Linked DNA regions of Mus musculus: region 1 is linked to region 2. Evidence: chromatin loops called from intact Hi-C (ENCODE). Cell type or tissue: left cerebral cortex. All regions are shown on one strand. Each heading gives the region's core, and the rest is flanking DNA. Links, peaks and the distances in the headings are about the cores only. Region 1 has its middle 100 kb from the start of A26c2. Region 2 holds the start of Chrna7 (cholinergic receptor, nicotinic, alpha polypeptide 7).

Evidence for each region. A loop is a pair of places that touch in the nucleus more often than their neighbours do. Peaks named below come from ENCODE experiments on the same cell type or tissue, not always from the same donor. Only the 100,000 strongest peaks of a DNase experiment are listed, where the experiment ranks them.
Region 1: it touches region 2 in a loop (12-fold over the local background); 11 of 42 quality-filtered maps call a loop at or near these places.

The regions. Positions count from the first base shown.
Region 1 is chr7:62,920,372-62,931,171 of GRCm38, forward strand. No RefSeq gene overlaps it. Among named protein-coding and RNA genes, the nearest start is that of A26c2, 100 kb to the left of the region's middle. In left cerebral cortex, for the core only: CTCF peaks have their summits at 2,072 (motif pointing right) and 4,480; DNase peaks (open chromatin) are centred at 2,070, 4,525 and 4,726.
Region 2 is chr7:63,208,447-63,219,062 of GRCm38, forward strand. Chrna7 (cholinergic receptor, nicotinic, alpha polypeptide 7) reads right to left here and starts at 4,080. Exons shown (of 10, transcript NM_007390.3): 1 at 3,976-4,080; 2 at 3,662-3,801. The coding sequence starts at 4,030. In left cerebral cortex, for the core only: a CTCF peak has its summit at 4,206; DNase peaks (open chromatin) are centred at 3,485, 3,638, 4,148 and 6,408; H3K4me3 peaks cover 1,427 bases; H3K27ac peaks cover 463 bases.

The sequences.
Region 1 (10,800 bases), core at 1,273-9,272, 290 kb before region 2:
AAATCAACTCTTTCCTTCCCAAATTGACTTTTGTCATAGTATTTTATCACAGCAATAGAAAATAAACTAAAATAATATGTCTAGTATGTATGTATATATGTATGTATGTGTGTATGTATGTATGTATCTATCTGTCTGTTTACTTATCCATCTTTTTTTCTACAGTGAGATGAGAAAAACACATTTCCAATACATAGCATAGCATGCACTGAGTATCTACCCAGAGAAGAGCTTTGAATATAACTTCATGCTATAAACAGAAATCACCTCTAAGTAGACTCTCACGCTTATATGAAAGATAATAAACTCCCTACAAACTAACAGAGGAGTATCTTCAGATGTTAGAAACAGCACACAAAAGCCATTAAATCAAGATAAATGTGGCAGTAATTTTGCACTCATGAAGATTAACATATTCGGATACTTACCAAGACTAACCTAAAACTCAACAGACCAAGAATAAATAGCTGTTTTAAATATGAGCAAAGATATAAACAGATATTTCTCAATTTCTTATCTGACCTACAGATAAGGCTGATGATACTGTCTGAGTTTAACGATACTAAAAGTACCCTGACAAAACAACTGTTTAGAGAAAGGAATTTATTCAGTTTACAGAATTGCACTTCCGGGGTCCCATCATTATGAGGAAGTCAAGGCAGGAGTTGGTCATATTTATCAGAAGCAAATAGAAAAATGGATGCACGCATGCCTGTCTGTGTTCAGGTGACCTTCTCTCCTTTATCTAGTAGAGAGTCCAACCCTTGAAATGATGAAACCCACCTTCATGGGGAGTCTTTCTATTTCAGTTACCCCAATTAAAAACCCTCATAGGAATGCCCACAGGCAACCCAATACAGATAACCTTTCATTGAAGATGTCTTTTAAAGTGATTCTGGGTTTTGTCAAGTTGACAATGAAGACTAACCATCATGGATGTATAAAAATGTGCAGTGTTGGTCATCAGGATACTATAAATCAAAGCCACAATGAGTTATCAGTCCACTCACTAGAGTGTCTACTGTCAGACAGACTAAAGATAGTAAGTGCTGGAGAGATGCACACTGTTGGCTGGAATATAAATTTTTATGGTCTTTATGGGTAACCGTATGATGGTTCTTTGAAGAGTTAAGCAAATGTATCTACCTTGTGATGCAGCAGTTTCACAATAATGAGCACACATTCAGGAGGAGATGAAACCAGTGTCTTAGGAAGACTTCTATGTCTGTGTTCATCACAAACTCATTCACGGTAGCACGAAAAGCACATGGAAACAGTGAAGAGGAACACGGAAGTAAAAGTAACATTTAAATATAATACAGATATACAGGGGAGCACGAGACAGCCGTAAAAAGAATAGCATCCTGACACTGAGACAAGTTATGAAACATCAGATCCTGCTGAGAAGTGAATGCAGAGAGCTGGTACAGAAAGGTGAGCATATACTCTCTCTTCTCTGTGGAATGTTAAAAGGTGCTTACATAGAAACCAAGAGACCTGTGGTTAGTGTAGCCTCAGAGTAGAGGAAGGGGGGGGGGGGGAAGGCTGATACTGTGCTGCATTCTGAAGTCAGCCAGAGACATCAGCCTGCTCTCACACAGAGCTCTTGCCCTGCAGCTATGCATAGTACAGCTGGTGCCCCACAACTCAATAAAAAGAAATAAAATAGGAAAGGTCATGATTGCACCTAGATATGTTGTAGGAGAAAGTTTATTGTGAATAAAAGAGAAAGTGTATTTAGAGGCAGTGATATTTAGGAGGTATATATATATACATATACCATGTGCACACACACACACAACATAAGAGGTCCTCAGTGCAGATCTATCCTAGAAAAATATATAGTTATCCTGGGCATACCTCACCTTACACTATTTTACACATACAACACACACACACACACACACACACACACACACACACACCTGATTCCTCTATATAATGTCATTAGTATATTAGTATGTGTGGTCTCTAGGGTTGTAACAATTTTGCACAGCTCTAAAGGCAACCTGAGAAGTCAGCCCTAATGAACTCTGTAAACTAACAGCTGCTACCTCTACCACAGGAGGGCGCCAATACACCACCCACCTGTGGTTGTTTAAAGAAGCAAGTTATTAGCAATTGATACCAGCTGTCAAAGGAAAAATTAGTTTTCTGCAATGTAGTGTCACTGGGTATATCAACCACACTCCAGGCAGGCAGGCCCCATGACCAGGAGTAGTTGTCTTATTGGGTTTTGTGGGGGTGTTGTTGTTGTTGTTGATGTTGTTGTTGTTGTTGAGAAGAACATAAAGTTGGATGATAGAGTGGTTGGGAGGATCTTGGATTTGAGGGAGGAGAAAACAAGATCAAAATAGAATATATGAAGCCAGGAAGTGGTGGAGCACTCTTATAATCCCATCACTAGAGAGGCAGAAGCAGGCATTTTCTGTGAGTTGAAGGCCAATCTGATCTACAAAGTTCAGGACAGCCAGGGCTCTTAAACAGAAAAACCCTGACGTGTGTGTGTGTGTGTGTGTGTGTGTGTGTGTGTGTGTACATATATACATATATATTAATACAGAGATTTTAATAAAATATTAAATTATTGGTCAAATCATAACTCATTTGTTGAAAACAACACACAGCACTCAAAACATTGATTAAAACAACAATTGTAGGAGATTGGGGGTAGTCAAATCATGCAAATTAAGTAGGACTGAAAATGATATTTATATTGATTTTTTTCAAGGACTCTGGCTTTTTAAATCAATACACATTGATTAGCTTCTACATAATCTAAATTAACAGTAAGGTCTACTGCAGTTACCTTTGAACTTTCAGAGTCAGCAAACAGCTTGCAACATTTTCAGTAGGTAGAACGCCACTGGTGTTGGTTCACTGGATAAAACAACAAAAACTGCCCCTCTTCCCCAGTAAAACCACAATTAAATATTCTTAAATAAAGTTCCTTACCTTAAAATGATAAATTATACACAAAAAAATGACTGCTTTCAGAGGCACAACCATAGACATGATGGTTTCAGACAGATGAACAGAAGCGTGTGTGTGTGTGTGTGTGTGTGTGTGTGTGTGTGTGGTGTGGTGTGATCTTGCATTTAGGGTTGAGGGCCCAGCCCCTGGCAATCCTCAGTGCAGGACTATCCTACCAAAATTGTATAGTTATCCTAATTATACCTCGACTTACACTATCTGCACCACCCCAGTGGTAATCTGCAACAAACTTGAGTTCTGTCCCAGAGAAACCAGCAGATGCAATATCTACCTAGGCAGGCACAGTGTTTCAGGCCTCTCTAAGCACTTTCTAGAATGTCTGGTCCTGTAAGTTTTGCTAACCAAATTTACCTTCTTCAGATCGAGTGATGACACTGGGTCAGGGATATTTAACAGAACATTACCCTGATTGGGGGGGGGGGGGGAGGAACCATTAGAATTCACCTTCCAGAGTTGCCAAAAGAATCACACAGGCCCCAAACCCCTCAGCATGAGAACACGTTGCAGGTGTGTAACTGTAGGTTTCTTGGTGTTTGTTCATCTTCCCCAGTCAACAGTTTACACATCCACATTAATAAATCAATTTGCTTGAATATCTATTTAAGTGCAAACTTCATATTGCATATCAAAGCTGTACTTGCCACCTAAGGCAAAGGTTTTTCTACTGCAGTAAATGTTCACTTACACGAAATCCCTTGCAGTATTCTGAAAGGCCTCAAGTCTTCCATCATATCGACATTTATATACAGATCCATTTTTATGTGAGAAAAGGATGGGCATGATTGAATACAGATGGATATTCAACTTGCTAAGTGAATATAAAAACATCTGGATGCACATATGCAGGACTCCCTTGTGTCTGCCCATGCTGAGGTGGCCACGAGGACGATGGCCTGGCAGTTTTCACTTTAGATCTCAAGCAGCCTGACGCCCAGATGGTGACATAGCAGGCATTCTAGGCAAAGGTCAGCCAGACTTCTGTCTACTTCCCATGCAGGGTCACAGGTTTGTCTACAGACATTTCACATCTACATGGGTGTCTAAGTCCAGAGCTTTAGAATCGAACCTCTATACCTGCACTGCTAGGAGTTCATTGCACAGAAAATAATGTAGAATGAAGCCTTTGTCTGGAAAGATGCTCAACAAGTGGAAGTGTTCTAAACGCAGGTCTTTGCAGAAGCTTCTTTTCAGTGAACAGGTCAGGACTTTTTACTACGGCTCCCTAGGGCCAGTTCCATATGGGCAGAACTACATGAGTATAGAAGACCAAAACTTGATTGCTTCGGTCCTGATGCCAAACCCACACATGTGTTCTTACAGAGGTCCAACTGCAGTACTCTGTACAGAAGCCCGCAATACCAAACCTCAGACAGTTTTTTGTTTTGTTTTGTTTTTGTTTGTTTGTTTGTTTGTTTTTAGTTCACAAAGGACAACAGAGCAATCAACCACTGGGGAATGGTCCTTCTGAGAGAAGGGTGCAATTGCTATATTTACCACAAGTGGGTGCTATTGTACAGCCTATCCTGAGACACAGTTTTAAAAACTGAGCCCAGAGAATAAGCATCTACTTGAGATGTGTATTTACATATTTATACATTTATGAACACTGTAAATTCATTTAAAAATATAAATATATGCCTATGAGTGTAGACAGAAATACTTCCTTCCCAAGTCTGTGTACGCTGTGGATTCCATCTAAGTCAAATTCCGGCACATTTTACCCCAATGATATCTCCAAATCCCTGTGACATCACAGACTTGGAAGCAAGGCAAAGCTCATCAACTCACCCTTATATATAGGTTCAGGGAACTGAACTTGGTCCTGGGCAAAAGCAGCAATGTGTTCTTGATCTCTGAGCCACCTCTCCAGCTCCATGAAAACACGTTTTTGGTTTTTTTTTCAACTTTCTGCCTTGAAACAAAATGTCCACAAGCCATGAATGCTGACACACCCTAAAGTCTCGGCTAAGTGAGGGTCAGGAAGCAGGAGAATCACATGAACATCAAAAGTTGGAGGTCAGACTGGGCAACAGAGACCACTTCTCTAACCAACAGACATTATAAATACATTTAAACAAAACACATGCAAACTTAGAGAAAATATTAGAATCATGCGTAAAAATATAAGAAGTTCAAGATTGTTACATAAAAAGAATATTTTATGGTGAGGAAAATGCCCTCATATTAATTCTGACACTGGTAAATAACCTAAGGAAGCAATTCCAAAACTAGAAGCATGACTCGGCAGCAGACTTGTGAAAATACTTCAAGAGAATTTTTTCTTCTTTCCAAATACATGGGCAGTTGTGTTGTGTATCTACACCTCATTGGAACCAACACAGTAGTACTTAATTTCCTTGATAACTGTGTACTTTATAATTACTCCTTTGGAGGTAACACAATGGTTACATGGTTACACAAACACAAATGGCAACATCTTTTTTTTTTTTTTTTTTTTTTTTTTTGCAGTTGTAGCAGTTGAACCCGTTGACTTAGCATCCAAGGCAAGCACAGAGATACAGCACGTTAAGTCTACTTCTTCTACTATCTCCTGTTGTTAAACATACAGGAAACATGCCCTCAAACACTGCTGAGGAGTAGGTATTGATACAGCCTGTCCAGAGAACAGGCTGCCAATTAAACTCACTGATTTACTATTGGGGATTTATGCTGGAGAAGTAAGCAAGCATGAACCAGTCCAAAGATTAACTGTGACCCTATTCATAGCACAATTGATTATAACACAAACCCTTTGGAACAAAACCTAATGTCTTTTTTTTCCTCCATTAATTTGTTTATTTATTCACTTTGCAGTCTGATGGCGGGCCCCTTCCTTCCTCTCCTCCAAGTTGCATGCTCATACCTCCCCTCATTCAGAGAAAAGAACCCTCCTGGGTACCCACCTACCCTGTCCTGACAACAGGACTAAGAGCATCCTCTCCCACTGAGGCCAGACAAAGCAGCCTAGCTATAGGAAAGGATTCCAAAAGCTCACAACAGAGATAGAGACAGTTCCTGCTCATATTATTGAGGGACTCACATATTGGATTCTTAGTTTGAAACTGTGTCATGTAAGCTTTCCTTGCTTCATAAGCATTGGTTCTATTTGATTTTTCGGTATTATATCTACTGAGGAGGCAGAACCCAGCACTGACTATGAATGTGATTCTCATGCCTGGCAGACATGGTCTTGGTCAGAAAACAACAGAGCATTGCCCACTAGTTAAATGACAGAGGAAATCCTAAGCTCTGTAGTCGACTATTAAGCTAGATTCAATTTCCCCCTAGCAGGAATCACTAAGGCCAGCTATTATTAGACGGACATATTTTCCTCAGAAGTGCCTTATCTCTTTCATCTGGTGCCATTCCCTGGCCTTTGAATGACCACAATTGAGTTCTGTCAAGCAAACCTAGAAAGGCTATCAATTACCTTCTCTATGTACATATACATGGCAGCCAGCTCTCTCTGATGGTTGGTACACAGCTGATTTTGTGTCTAAGAAGAGTACTAGCTGCACTTTCACACACCTGGACCATACTGTAAATATTGCCTTGTATACTCCCCAAGGACTTCTAGGTGAGAATTCTGCTGAGAGGAGAACATGTCCCTGCTGGAGGACTGTGCCCTTTCATCTGGTAAGTGTGCACAGCCTTGTTTCCAGCAGAGACTTACCTAGAACTGACAACAAAGTGGTCTTTAGAGATGTTAGTTCTCATTGCTTTCAGAGATGATTAAAAGGCCCACTGCCACTGCCCAAGAATCCAAGTTTGCAGGTGGTGTTTGTGAAACTGTAATACTGTGTTTCATTTTTTTATGTTTATTTTATACATACATATTTATTTATTCATATACTTGACTATATATATGTGCATTAGTTACATATTTATAAATGCATTTTATCAGTATTCCTTACAAAATACATAGTTACATTTATTTTGTATTTCTCATCATATTAGGCCACATTTCTATGAGTAAATTGTTAAATTTTACAGATAGATATTAATAACTTTATACAATCATCTACATCTGTAATATTTATTTACACATATTTTGCATGGATATGTAAATATTTATCAGGCTGGCTATTTGGAGTCTACTTGTCCTTGCAAGATGCATCTTAACATTGATGCTCTAAAACATCTTTAAATCTTCCACTGTTCCTGACCCCTCACCTCTTCCTGTCTGGACTATGGCCTAGAGTTATCATATCCATGCACAATTTACCTCTCCTGGATTCTTCTACAAGACCTTGGAGGCTATATGTCAGTCTCTATGCATAATTATACACAGGTCTACCTCATATTTAGTTAGTTAGTTAGTTAGTTAGTTAGTTAGTTAGTTATATGGTTAGATTTACATAGCAAAGATTTGTAGCAACCTTGTATCAGGCAAAACTAACAGCATGTGCTTAATTTGTAACCATGAGTTGTAATTTGGTAAAATTTACAGAATTTCAGTTCTTTAATTAGTGTTTTATCATTTTGGCACTCAAAGAACCAGTGAATACTTTGATGATAACTATTGTGACACTCTGTCTTAGTGTTTCATTGCTGTGAACAGAAACCATGACCACTGCAACTCTTGTAAAGGAAAATATTTAATTGGGGCTGGTTACAATTTCAGAGGATTAGTCCATGATCATCATGGTGAGAGGCATGGCAGCACACAGGAAGACATGGTGTTGGAGGAGCAGAGAGTTCTTCATCTTAATATACAGATGGCAAGTAGGGGACTGTGTACAACATTGGTGTAGCTTGAGCGGATATAATACCTTAAAGTCTGCCTACACAGTGACACACTTCCTTCAACAAGGACACAGCCACTCCAATAAGGCCATTCCTCCTAATAGTACAGTTCCCTATGGGGTAACCATTAAGCACATGAGTCTATGGAGGCCATATCTATTCAAACTACCACACACTCACACTATAAACCAAAACCAAATAAGTAAATATGATCTCTGTCCCTGTCTCTGTCTGTCTCTGTCTGTCTCTGTCTGTCTCTGTCTCTGTCTCTCTCTCTTTCTCTCCTGCCTGTTCCTCAAGATACAAGGACACAAACATATTGATATTAAATCATTTAATAGCCTTTAAATAGCTTCTAGGTCTTCAAGTATTAGAAATAATCACAAGTGTTTCACTTCTAATCAAAAGCAAGAAATGTATAGGTGTAATGTAAAAAGTAGTATGAAAGAAAACAAAATGGAAGCTGTATTTCTTGTAGATCCAGAAGAAACTTTATTAAGGTAGTTTTTAAAAATATGATTGGTGGCCTTCCCAGAGACTGTCCCACCTGGTGATTCATCCCATATACAGTTACCAAACCCGGACACTATTGTGGATGCCAAGAAGTGCATGCTGAAAGGATCCTGATATGGCTGTCTCCTGACAAGCCCTGCCAGAGCCTTACAAATACAGAAGCTGATGTTAGCAGCCAACCATTGGACTGAGCGTGGGGTCCCTAATAGAGAAGTTAGAGAAGGAACTGAAGGAGTTGAAGGGGTTTGCAACCCCATAGGAACAACAACAACATCAACCAACCAGACCCTCCAGAACTCCCAGGGACTTAGCCATCAACAAAGGAGTACACATGACTTCAGCGGCATATATAGCAGAGGATGGCCTTGTCATGCATCAATGGGAGGAGAGGTCCTTGGCCTATGAAGGCTCGATAGATGCCCCAGTGTACAGGAATTGAAGGTGGGGAGGTAGAAGTAGGTGGTTGGGTGGAGGAACACCCTCATAGAAGCAGGGGTAGAGAGGATATGATAGGGTTTTCCCAAGAGAGAGGGGAACTGGGAAAGGGGATAACATTTGAAATGTAAATAAAGAAAATATCCAATAAAAATGTGATTGAAATGGACACTTTGCTCCTTCTTAGAATTGGGAACAAAACACCTATGGAAGGAGTTACAGAGACAAAGATTGGAGCTGAGACAAAAGGATGGAACATCTAGAGACTGCCATACCTGGGGATCCATCCCATAATCAGCTTCCAAACGCTGACACCATTGCATACACTAGCAAGATGTTGCTGAAAGGACCCTGATATAGCTGTCTCTTGCGAGGCTATGCAGGGGCCTAGCAAACACATATGTGGAGGCTCACAGTCAGCTATTGGATCTATCTCAGGGCCCCCAATGGAGGAGCTAGAGAAAGTACCCAAGGAACTAAAGGGGTCTGCAACTCTATAGGTGGAACAACAATATGAACTAACCAATATGAAGCTCCCCCTGGAGCTTGTGTCTCTAGCTGCATATGTATCAGAAGTTGACCTAGCTGGCCATCAGTGGAAAGAGAGGCCCATTGATCTTGCAAACTTTATATGCCTCAGTACAGGGGAACACCAGGGCCAAGAAGTGGGAGGTGGAGGGGGTTGGGGGGAAGGGTTTGGGGGACTTATGGGGTAGCATCGGAAATGTAAATGAAGAAAATAGTGAAAGAAAGAAAGAAAGAAAGAAAGAAAGAAAGGGAAGGGAAGGGAAGGGAAGGGAAGGGAAGGGAAGGGAAGGGAAGGGAAGGGAAGGGAAGGGAAGGGAAGGGAAGGGAAGAAGGGAAGGGAAGGGAAGGGAAGAAGGGAAGGGAAGGGAAGGAAGAAGGGAAGGGAAGGAAAGAAGGAAGGAAGGAAGGAAAGAAAGAAAGAAAGAAAGAAAGAAAGAAAGAAAGAAAGAAAGAAAGAAAGAAAGAAAGAGAAAGAAAGAAAGGGAAGGAAAGAAAGAAAGAAAGAAAGAAAGAAAGAAAGAAAGAAAGAAAGAAAGAAAGAAAGAAAGAAAGAGAAAAGAATAATGATGGAGAAATGGAGAAACAGTGACTTTTGAGCAAAATTAAGATATGATAGACTTGTGTCAATGGTCAATGATATACAGACAGTATTAAAACCAACGTGTTATGTCCTATGGAGCAATTCACCATAAGCTAATTGCTGCCCTGTAAGAGGACATTTGTAAGGCTGAGCTAAAATGTTATGTAAAAACACACACACACACAAAAATGTGATTGATGAGAAATTAAAACAGCCTTATTGCTGTTAGTAGTATGTACAAAGCCAGACATTCAAACTAACCATGGCATCCCTAGACACCAAATTCCAACCCAGAGCAAGCCTATAAGTCCCCATGACTCAATGAAGATAGGGAGAGTCAAAGGAGACAAACTTCTGTGTGCTGTGGGGAAAGAAGCTTCCCTTACTATTAAATGTGAGGCAATGCAGCAGTGCTGATGCAAAAGCTGCCAGTTACCCAGGACTTCCTCAAGTCTGGCATTATCCTCTCCTTTAGTAAATGCCCTGGTGATTTCTTCTTCCTTTACAATGCCATATACTACACAGTGAACACTGACTGTTAATGTAACTCTCTGCAATGTTTAGCTATGATGGGAAAGTAGATGGCTGGCTTCTAAACGTCAGAAGAGAAGCGTCTTGGGTGGGTTGATGTAGTTGGTAACAACACGATGTTCATAAGAAAAATGTGGACACTTTGCCCCTTCTTAGAATTGGGAACAAAACACCCATGGAAGGAGTTACAGAGACAAAGATTGGAGCTGAGAGGAAAGGATGGACCATGTAGAGACTGCCATACCCGGGGATCCATCCCATAATCAGCCTCCAAACGCAGACACTATTGCATACACTAGCAAGATGTTGCTGAAAGGACCCTGATATAGCTGTCTCTTGTGAGACTATGCTGGGGCCTAGCAAACACATAAGTGGATGCTCACAGTCAGCTAATGGATGGATCACAGGGCCCCCAATGGAGGAGCTAGAGAAAGTACCCAAGGAACTAAAGGGGTCTGCAACCCTATAGGTGG
Region 2 (10,616 bases), core at 1-8,000:
TCCCGCCCCTGCGGGAAGAAATTTGCCATGCCTTCCCACTCTCTACCAAATGCCTCACCAAGGGGATAGCCAAATAACTAGAACAGACCACAGTGGCTACAGAAAATCCTCTAAAGACCCATGTTTTATCTTTAAAACATATGCACATTTTCTCATTCTCATCTATAATTCATACTTATTAGATTTAATAAAAAGCTACGGTTAGAATGTTTCCATTTCTAGGAAAATAGGCTCTGGCAAGCTAGTCTTATAGGTTTTCAAAGTCCTGGAATGCTACCTCTTCAAGCACAGAGTCTGTGGCACTCAGGTAGATCACAAGTCAGTCTGTGAATTCTGTAGCATATTCGAGATATTTTACACACTACCCCTTACTACCAGAGAAAAATCACATACTTTTTTAGAAGCATACTAGAAGAAAGGTTGATAAAAGTATTTATGAATTGATCAATATTTTTGAACTTCTAAGAAAGCATAAATTTCCTAAGAAGTCTTTCGGTTAAACCTGAAGCAAACATCAACTGAGAGCAGTCCATGGAAACACCTAGTTGAAGGCAGGGAGCTAGGACCTTATGGAAACACCTTGCTAAAGGTAGGAGCCAGGATTTCATGAACACACCCTGTTGAAGGAGTGTCTCCTCCCTTACATTTACAATCTCCCTTCCCTCTGTTTCCATTACTTAGGGAAGTCTTTCTACTTTCTCTATCTGGGAAACTCCTATTGAAAATCCAACCTCTTGTTCTTTGAAACCACCCCAGCCTCTGTCATTGGAAATAAATGTCCCCTAGTGTGCAATCTTCAGCACTTTGAAAACTATGTCAAATTCCATCACATGTGAAAATCTTAGATTTTCTTCTTAGTCTTAGAGCCAATCAGATCATGTTGCCTCTAGAGGTGAAAGTCCTCTCTTGTTCATCTGTAAACTTTCAGAGCCTAACAAGGCTTACACTGGGAGCCCTATAAACAGAGGTGGAACATGCTGATGGTGCAAACCATCTTGTATGAATAAAATGTATATGTGGCATCATATGCCATCTATGCATCCCTGAAGGCAGGACATTTTGCTGAAAAGGGGGGGAAGCAATAATAAGTTGTAAGAAATAAATTCTAGACTATGGAACAATAGGTTGAAATGAGCAAAATGACCCCCTAGAGATGAATTTGTAAAGAGATTCCACCACAGGAGAAGACTCATAGCCCTCCTGAGAGCTGGTGCCTCTGTCCAGAGTGCTGAGATTTCAGCAAGAAAGACCTGGCTCTGCTTCAAAAAAAAAAAAAAAAAAAAAACGGGGCAGAGCCAAACGGGATTAGAATACAAATGCTTGCATATTTCCTTGTGCCTGATGTAGAAACCTCCTTCTCACCCAGGAGCTTAGGACACACATATTCAATCAGCTACCGCGTATCCAGTTTAAGTAGATTAAGCTAGCTCTGTTCTACAAAAGTAAGTTACCAAGTCTAAAAAGCTTATGATAGGCAAAGGGCATGCAAAGAAACTCCATTTGAGTTTTCCTTAGCAGACTGCCTGCAGTCTTTGGGCATCCTTGGGTAAGTGACCACACCTCTCTAGGAATAGACTTCGTGACCTCTGAATGAAGTCACTACATAATTAAGATGGAGTAAGCTTTCAGCAAATTATCAGCGTGTGGCAAGAACTTCTCTTTTTTAATCCTCTCAAAACCCGTGAAGTGGATATGATTGTTCTCATTTTACACATGAGAGAGCATGGCTGAGAAAAGTTAAGTAGCTTTCTCAAGGCCACTCCACAAACATGCAGCATTGCCTAGTGGGAAGCTCAGTATGTCCGCAGCTAGATCTGAGGCCAAGGGGAGAGGGAGATTTTCTCAAACCTCACTCTCCCCTTGACCTCTGTTCATGACCCTCTTCATATGGTTTTTTTTTTCCTAACTGATATGGCAATAACTTAAAGTTTTATAGTTTGTTGTCTTTAATTTTTTTAAATAGTTGTATAACATAACTAAGTTTTTCCACATCATTAATCCTAGCTTACAACTTAACTTCTACAGGTCAGCAAGCCTTATTGACATATTAACCTGAATTCTAAAGAGGCTTTTCCTTTTCAATAAGCTTGCCAGGCCTGCTCTATTTCTTTGCACAAGCTCTACAGCTGACTAGCCCCTATACCATAAAGCTTACTACCCAGCCAGAGGCTGCTATGAAGCATACAATAAGGCCAGCTTGCCAAAGTAGACCCTGGGCAAGTAGGGACAGAGAAGTCATCTTACTTTGTGGTTTTTATGGAACATGTTAGCTTAGCTACTTTACCCTTCCTTGTATACTTTTTGCAGGAAAATAACTATAATGATGTAGTTGACTTTGAGGAATCTTGACATTATCTCTTTTTTTTCCTTGCTCCTCATGGATCATGGTGCCCAGTGAAGTATGTAGGTGTCCACCATTCTGTTAGCAGGGAAGCCAAACCTCAAGATGTTTATGATACTTCCCAAAGTCAACCAGAAGCAATAAGGACAATGTCTCCACCACTTAACTGAACTGTCCTGTAGGTCTACCCTACCCAAATGCCCAGGAGCCTTTGCACCTCCTCCCCCTCACTGCCTCCCTCCTCCACTTCTCTCTGAACTATGTTCTGCTCCATGGCAGAATCTCCTCCTCACTGTCTGTCACTCAGACTCCAAACCAACAAGATTTCTTCTTCTTCTTCCTTCCCTGTAGTCTGTGCTCTGTAAACTTAGAAAACAATCGTCCACGAGGCAGCAGCTGTCTTCTACATCTCTCATGATAAATCACACACACACACACACACACACACACACACACACACACACACACACTGTGCAGTGCACACTTAATAAAGTAGGATTCTGTCATGGGAAGAGATGCAGATTTAACGGGTATAGTATGAAGTGAGAAGCCATTCATCATGAGAACTAACTAGATTAAAAGGAACAGCCTAGGAGTGAGGGCAGGAGTGGGAAGTACCACCTGCCATGCCACTTTACCAAAGTTCTTTTGGTACCTCTTTGCTCACAGTAGTTTCTCCTGATGAACACAAAAATCCCTTTGCTCCAGCCTTACCCACCTAGAGAACAGACACTGGAACACTTTCTAAGTATTGGCATCATTTGGAAGACTCCACCTATAAAAAATCGTAAAAAGTAGCCCAGCTGGCAGAAGAAAAAAACCAAGCTGTCACAGATACTGCAGGGGTGTGGCTTGCTGCAAGGGGTCCAGAGGACTGCTACTAGCTGCCTGGAATTCTCCAAAAAGGATCGCCCACAACTGTCGTCTCCACAAAATAAAACCAATGACCATCCCCCTAATGGGAACGCTTCTAGACACCTACAGTTGGCCTTCTCCCCAAACAGATTGGCAGCCGAAAAGCCAGGCCCCCACCAAGGCACTACGCAGTCACTAAAGAGGAAGAAAAGCTTGTAAGTATCTAAACTATTCCGGGCTCCGGGCGCAGAGCTGCACTAGTTTTCTTTCTAAGGGAGTCTGAAAGTGACCAAGGAAGCCTGTTCCTGCTACTGACTCCCAGCTTAGGACACTTTGGCCGGGAGTTTCTAGCTAAAAGAAAGATGCGACCCAAGTACCCATGCACAGGTGGCTGGGGGTCCTGCCCGAAGCGCAACCTGGTCCGGGACAGGAGGGTGTGTGGCCCGAGCGCCCCGCCAGACTCACCACATCCATGATCTGCAGGAGGCTCAGGGAGAAGTACACGGTGAGCGGCTGCGAGTCGTTGGCCACCGGCCTCTCCAGCGGGTTGTAGTTCTTGACCAGCTCCTTGTACAGCCTCCTCTGGAACTCGCCTTGCAGGGACACTTAGGAAGCAGAGCGCCCAGCGGGCCTCAGCACGGGGCCGCCACCCCGCCCCAGAGCATCTCAGCCCCGCCGCCCAGCCGCAACCCGGGACCACCCGCCCGCCCGCCTGCCCGCCGGAGTCTGCTCCCCGGAGCCCGCCGCGGGGAGTAGGGCCGAAGCCGCGCTGAGGTTACCGTGCAGCAGCGCCGCGGCCAGAGCCAGCCAGATGCCTCCCCGCCGGCCGCACATGTCGCCGGAGCAGCCGCCGTGTCCCGCCGTCCGCCGGGGCCGAGCTGCCGCTCCAGCCGCCTCCGCGCCTTTAAAGCGCTGCGCGCGCCCGCCGCCGCCGCGCACCCCCACACGTGACAGCGCGCCCCCGCCTCGCGAGCGCTCTCTGAGCCGCGCAGCTCCGTGGCCGCCCCGGGAACTGCATCCCTGCTCAGCTAGTTGATGGCCTCTGACCCCGAGCTACTTGCTCCTGCTACCAACTGTGCTCTGTACTCACACCAGTAACAGTTTTCAGACCCAGTCCTCCAGGACTCTCTCTGGTACCAGAATCTGCATCGCAAACTCAGAAGTTTCTCCAGCCAGACAAGGTAGACCACGCAGGAGTAAGCCTATGTTTTCCCTGCAAGACCTGGTGTTTCCAGCGATTAGCTCCTTCCTGAGGCATAACATACTTTATCAGCAGAAAGCCTGACCTAGTCTCACTTTCTTTTAAAACAGATTCAGAAAATTGGAACATTAACTCCAATCCCTTTCTGAAAAGACAAGCCAAAACTTGATTCTGTCGGCCTCTTTGATTCAAAGAACAGTAAATGAACAAGTAAGGACTGAGGGAGATCAGCCACAGAGACCCTGGTCTAGAGGTATCTTCCTTGCTGCCATATTGGGAGGATGGTACTAATGAGAGCAGTCAGAAGTGAGTTAGGCTACCCCATTTGTCCCCGGAAGTACAGAAAGCACACCTTGATGACTACTCTGGTTTCCGTTAGCGGAATCCATCCTCTCTTCCCACAGACTCCATAACACCTGTGTCATCAGACTGTTGCTCCAATGGGTTAGAAAGTACAACACTAAAAAAGAGGGACAGGCTTATCAAAAAAAAAAAAAAGTGACTAAACTGGAAGTGGTGGGAAGGGGATAGTGACTCCAGCTGCTTGGTTTGCAGGAGCAGTGGCATGCAATACCCTGGAAATGAGTATCTTGAAGGATTCCCATGTTGATTACTAATAGAAGTATAAAGAGTTGGTATAAGGTTTCACAGCTTCAGGTTAAGAGCAAAGGGGGGAAAACTGTTTTGGGAGAAAGTTCATTTAAAAAAAAAAGCAAAAACAAAAAAACAAAAGACAGACAACTGACCAGGGCTCCCGTCAAAGGAGACCCAGTATTCCACATGGGAAGGGGACAGCAGGCAGAGGCATGTGGCAAACAGTTGGGTGTATATCTGGCACCTGGGTACTCCTCATCCTATGTCCAACAGCAGGAACATCACAAAGCAGGCACTTGGTGAAGGAATGAGCTGTAAAGCATTCACTGCCAGGAAGATAGGAGAGAAGGAAAAAAAAAAAAAACATCAGAGAAGGGGAAGCACACAGCATCGGCTAGAAGCAGAAAACCATCTGCACTGGTGGTGGGATGGAAGGGCTCTCTCTTCTATTCTCAGTCTGAAAGTGCCTAAGAGCCCTCGCTAGCACTACAGAGGGATAAGCCAGGAAAACCAACTTCTCCTGAGTGTGGCCAACTGGGATCACATTACAGAAACCATGATTACATCCTTACTGAGTTGGGGAGTCACATTTAGGGGCCCCCAAACATACCACTAAAGCTATGCCCTGTAAGATCAGCAACCAAGGAAATAATCGTCTTTGGGTGGGACAATTGGTCAATACCTGTTTATGACCTATGCTTGGGCAGACACCTGGAGGCTCTGCAAACAACCCATTAACTCAGTTCCTCAGTTCTGAGAAGACTGAAAGCACCTAGTGCTCTCAATGAGACCCAGTTACTTTCATCTGTGCAGTGTAAAATAATCTGAGAGTATAGAGTTTACTCATATGTGTAGGCTCACTGCTTAATCCCATCCTCAGCATAAAGAAAAGGTAAAAGGAAACACAATGTATCCAAGTTTATAAAGGCAACTGGAAACAAACCCTACACACTCCACAAACTGATGGTGCTGCCTTAGCCTAAGGAGAGGCAGAGCAAGGGCAGACTCAAGGATGGAAGTCTAGACTTTTAATGCAGTCCAAGGAAACTGGACATTGTGCCTAGGAGAGATAGGAAGCAGGGATGAAGAAATCTTCATAAATCCACAGACTAAAACAAAATCCCCTTTCATGTAATAGACTAGAAAACCTCTATTGTGTCCCAGGAAAGAGAACCATGTTTTCTGCTTGAGCTATGGAAAGGGAGAAGATAATCCTGTAACCACCGACAGTGCATTAGCAGGCTTAGAGCAGATCCAGCTATCAAATGCCTGTGCTGTTTATATTCAAGGATTCCTCCTCTAGTGGGGGGGGGGGAGCAAAGGGGGGGATAGGGGTGAAGCTTTACAGCTTCCCACACAGGACTCCAAAAGAAAATCACAGTAAGTTCAAATTGCAAAGTGAAAAGCAAGGCTGGAGGCGTGGCTCAGCAGTTAAGAGCTGTTGTTGCAGAGGACCCACGGTCAATTTTCAGGAGTCACATGGTACTTCAAAACAGTCAGTAACTCAAGCTCCAGGGAATCTGATGCCCTGGTCTGGCTCTTCAGGATCACATGCAGTGCAGACAGACATACAGACACAACACGTATATATGTTAAATAGCAAGATAATTTTTAAAAGAAAAAATAAAAAACATGCAAGTGAATAGACAACACATAAGAGGAGTCACAGTCAACCTTAAAGCTGACTTTACAACAAACTAATCAGGAAAGATGCTTAGGGTGGTTTGAATGAAAATAGCCCCCATAGGCTCATAGGGAGTGGCATTATTAGGAGGTGTGGCCTTGTTGGAGTAGGTGTGGCCTCATTGGAAGAAGTGTGCCACTGGAGATGGGTTGAGGTTTCAGAACGTCAAGCCAGGTCCAGGGTCTTTCTCTTCCTGCTCCCTGCCAATCCAGATGTAGAACTCTCAGCTACCTCTCTAGCCCCATGTCTGCCTACATGCTACCATGCTTCCTGCCTTGATGACAGTGGACTAAACCTCTGAATGGAAAGCCAGCTTCAATTAAATGGCTCTCTTTATTAGAGCTGCTGTAGTCATGTGTCTCTTCACAGCAACAGAAAATCTAAGACAAAAGACCAACAATTTGAGATAGTAGGATGATTGTTTTAAGCCTGTAAAATTAAAATGTGTAAAACGTATAAAATGACCAAATATGTCGACCACAATGGACAACGTTAATGTCCCCTTTGCCCTACACTGCCAAGATGTATTTCTCACCTACCTTGGGGAGGGGGGAATTGGATGGCTTTCCTGGATGAACACCATCTTTTCTGGGTCTTTTAGGGATGCAGGGTCCCTTCATTAAGCAGAGAGGCAATATTGGACTACAGAAACATCCAAAAACAAATTCTGGAAACTTCCCAGTGTTAATAAGAAACATCAAACCACAGGAGACCTTGACCATAAATTTGACTACTGCTACATTTCCACTAAATTTTAAAGATTTTTCATCTATTTCTATCTGTAAGAAAGAATGCTGTATAATTTTTACCTCTTAAAATTTCACTAATTCTGTGAAGAATGATATTAGCATCATGGAGTAAATTGGGAAACAATCCCAACTCCACAATATTCTCAAATTGATTGTAGAAGATATTATTTCTAATTTGAACTTTGAAAAGATTGGCAAATGGAGTTATAAACCTTAAGGTTTCTTTATAAAACTTAGAAAATTATTTTTATTGGCATATGATATATTTGTATGACACATTCCACTCTGCATGTAGATTTGGTCTGAGGACAACTTAGTGAAAATGAAGTCAGTTCTCTCCTTCCACCTTTATCAGGCCCACAGGCTTGTGTATCGTTATGGTCTCTCACTGAGCCTACATTTATGGGTTGTTTTGATGTTGTTACTGTTGTTTTCTAAGTTAAGAACAAAGTTTAACAGCTATAGGACAGTTCAGAGTTTCTATTTCATCCTGAAAAGGTTTTTACAACTTGTAGCATTTTGAGAATTGCACCTGTTTCTTTAAGCAATAATAGATTTGCGGCATGGCATTACAGTACCCCTTTGATGCCACCATTCTGTCTGCAAAACATGTAGTGATAACTCCTTTTCATTCCTGCATCTAGTAATTAGTTTCCTAATTTTTGATCTTAATTACATTCAGTAGGGTTCATCAGACTTATTGATCTTCCCAGATAACATTTTCTTTGTTAATTTTCTCACCTTGTCCTTTTATGGGTTTTCATCTCATTGTTTATACATAGTATAGATTTAATTTGCTTTTCTTACACAGTTCTTAATGAATACACTGGGATCATTGAGCTTAGATTTCCTTTAAAATGTAATGAAAGATACAAATTTCCATCCGAGAGCTGCCTCCACGCCTCTAACTAATTTTGATGTTTCATATTCATTTCCCTGCCAATCAAAACATTTTCTAATTTCCTTGTGCTACTTTGTTTTCAAATAAGTGATTATTTTTCATATGTATGACTCTTGTATATAATTCTAACTTAAATCTTTGAGGCCATCACACATTCTTTTTATTTCGACCCTTTTAACTATATTGACTTGATTTTGGATCTGACATATAGTAAATGTTCTGTCTTGGAAAACATCCCATATGTACTTGAAAAAGAAAAGAATATGTATTCTGGCATTGTTGGACTCAAGTGCCCTATAAATGTCAGTTACACAGGCCCACAGGGTTCACTACATATTTGGTTCTTTGCTAGACTTTAAAATTCAAGGAACTATCTTTAATGTTGGTTCTTAGTTCTGCCAGTTTTGCTTCAAAGGCTTTTAATTTAGTGTGTGTGTGTGTGTTTGTGTGATTGTTGCACTAGTGAACTAGCCTATTTTATTTTGTAACATATTCCTCTTTAATTCTGTTATTACTCCCAGGCTTGTATTCTCTTTAATATTGGTAAAGTAACATCATCAGTCTCAGGCCTTCTGATTGCACAGCACATCTTATTTAAATTTACTTCTATCTGAAACTCATGACTTCCTATTTGAAGTATGCCTGGGAGATCATACACAGCTGGTTTCTTCTGCTCTGAATATTTCAATATTATTTACTGCTCAGCCCACTTACATTCAGTGTATCATTGGTCTCCCTAAGTTGATCATTCTGACATCTATTCTCCACTTGTCCAATATGTTTTTATTCATCTATTCCTACTGTGTTGTCTTCTGTCATTGTCACTGGAAATCAAAATTTCATATACTTGGGTCAGTGAGATGGCTCAGTTTGCAAGAACATCTGTGATCATGTTTGAAGATCCAAGGATTCACCCACATATGGAAGGAGAGAATGTATCCCCACAACTTTTGCTTTGACCTCATGCAGGTGCTATGAGATACACACACACACACACACACACACACACACACACACACAAAGTACAAATTAATAAGACACACATTCACACACTAAGTACAAATTAATGTAAAAATTTTTAATTATATGTTTTCCTTAAGTTGTCAATGTTTCATTTTTACAGCATTTGCTAGGTGGTTGCTCCATGGATTGCGTCACACATCCTGTCTTTGGTCATCTAGAGTGGTCACTACTGAGCTACTTCCTGGACACGTAACAATGTCCAGTTAGCATCATGTGTCTTATAACTACATTGTGGTAAAAGGTACAGTAGAATGTTGCTATTTTTAATTTAAGCAGTAAGTGTGAATGTTAAAAAAAAATAAAACTAATAAAAAGGGATAAAGATATATGCTTATTCATACTAAGTGAATGTGGGGTTCTTCATGTTTTCTGAGAGGCATATTTCCATCTTATGCCCCTGACCTTACAGACTTGTCTTTGGAATTTGACATTAGTGGAATCTTCTAATAAATGGATACTCTTATTGTAGAGCAATTTCTCAGCACTTCCTAATACATCTGCACTTTTCTCTCTCGTTTCAAACCTCTCTGCCTTCCCCAGGGTCGTGGAGAGATCACTCTGTGTCTTCTTCTGGAAGCTTCACGGTTTTACTTTTCACACTGAGATTTCTCACTCATCTATAATTAATCTTATGTATTTTATAAACTATTATTAAGAACAGATATTCATTGTTCTGTTGGCATTCAATCCACCCAGTTCTTTTAAGGAGAGAGAATATTTTCTCCTCATTGCCCTGTCACCTCTGTGGATCAGACGACAGTCTGGGTTCTGTCTATGTACTCATTATAATAGAATTTCACATCTGGTTGTGTGAGTTTTTCATCTTTTTTTACTTCCTCAGTGTTTCTGTAGACGTTCTTTTAGATTAATGCTAGTATCATATGACTCATTTCACAATACTTTTCCTGGAATTCTATTGAATTTTTGGACTAACTGATGTATGATTGATGTCCTTGAAACAGTGAGCCCTCTAATCCATAAACATGATGCTTCCTTCCATTTAAATAGCTCTTCGCTATTTCTCTCAAGAAGTTGCTATAGTTTTCAGTGTAAGTATTTTAGAAAGCTTTCATAAGAATTATTCATCAAGAGTTACTGTCTTTCAATGTCATTGTAGTAACATATTTAATTTTCATTTACAGACGCTGCATTTCAGAACTGTATTTGCTTTTGCATGTTTGTTATATATCTTCTGAAGCTCTACATCCCCCAGTTAGTTTCAATAGGTTCTTTCAGTACATTGAGCTTGTGCTCTCAGTACACGATTC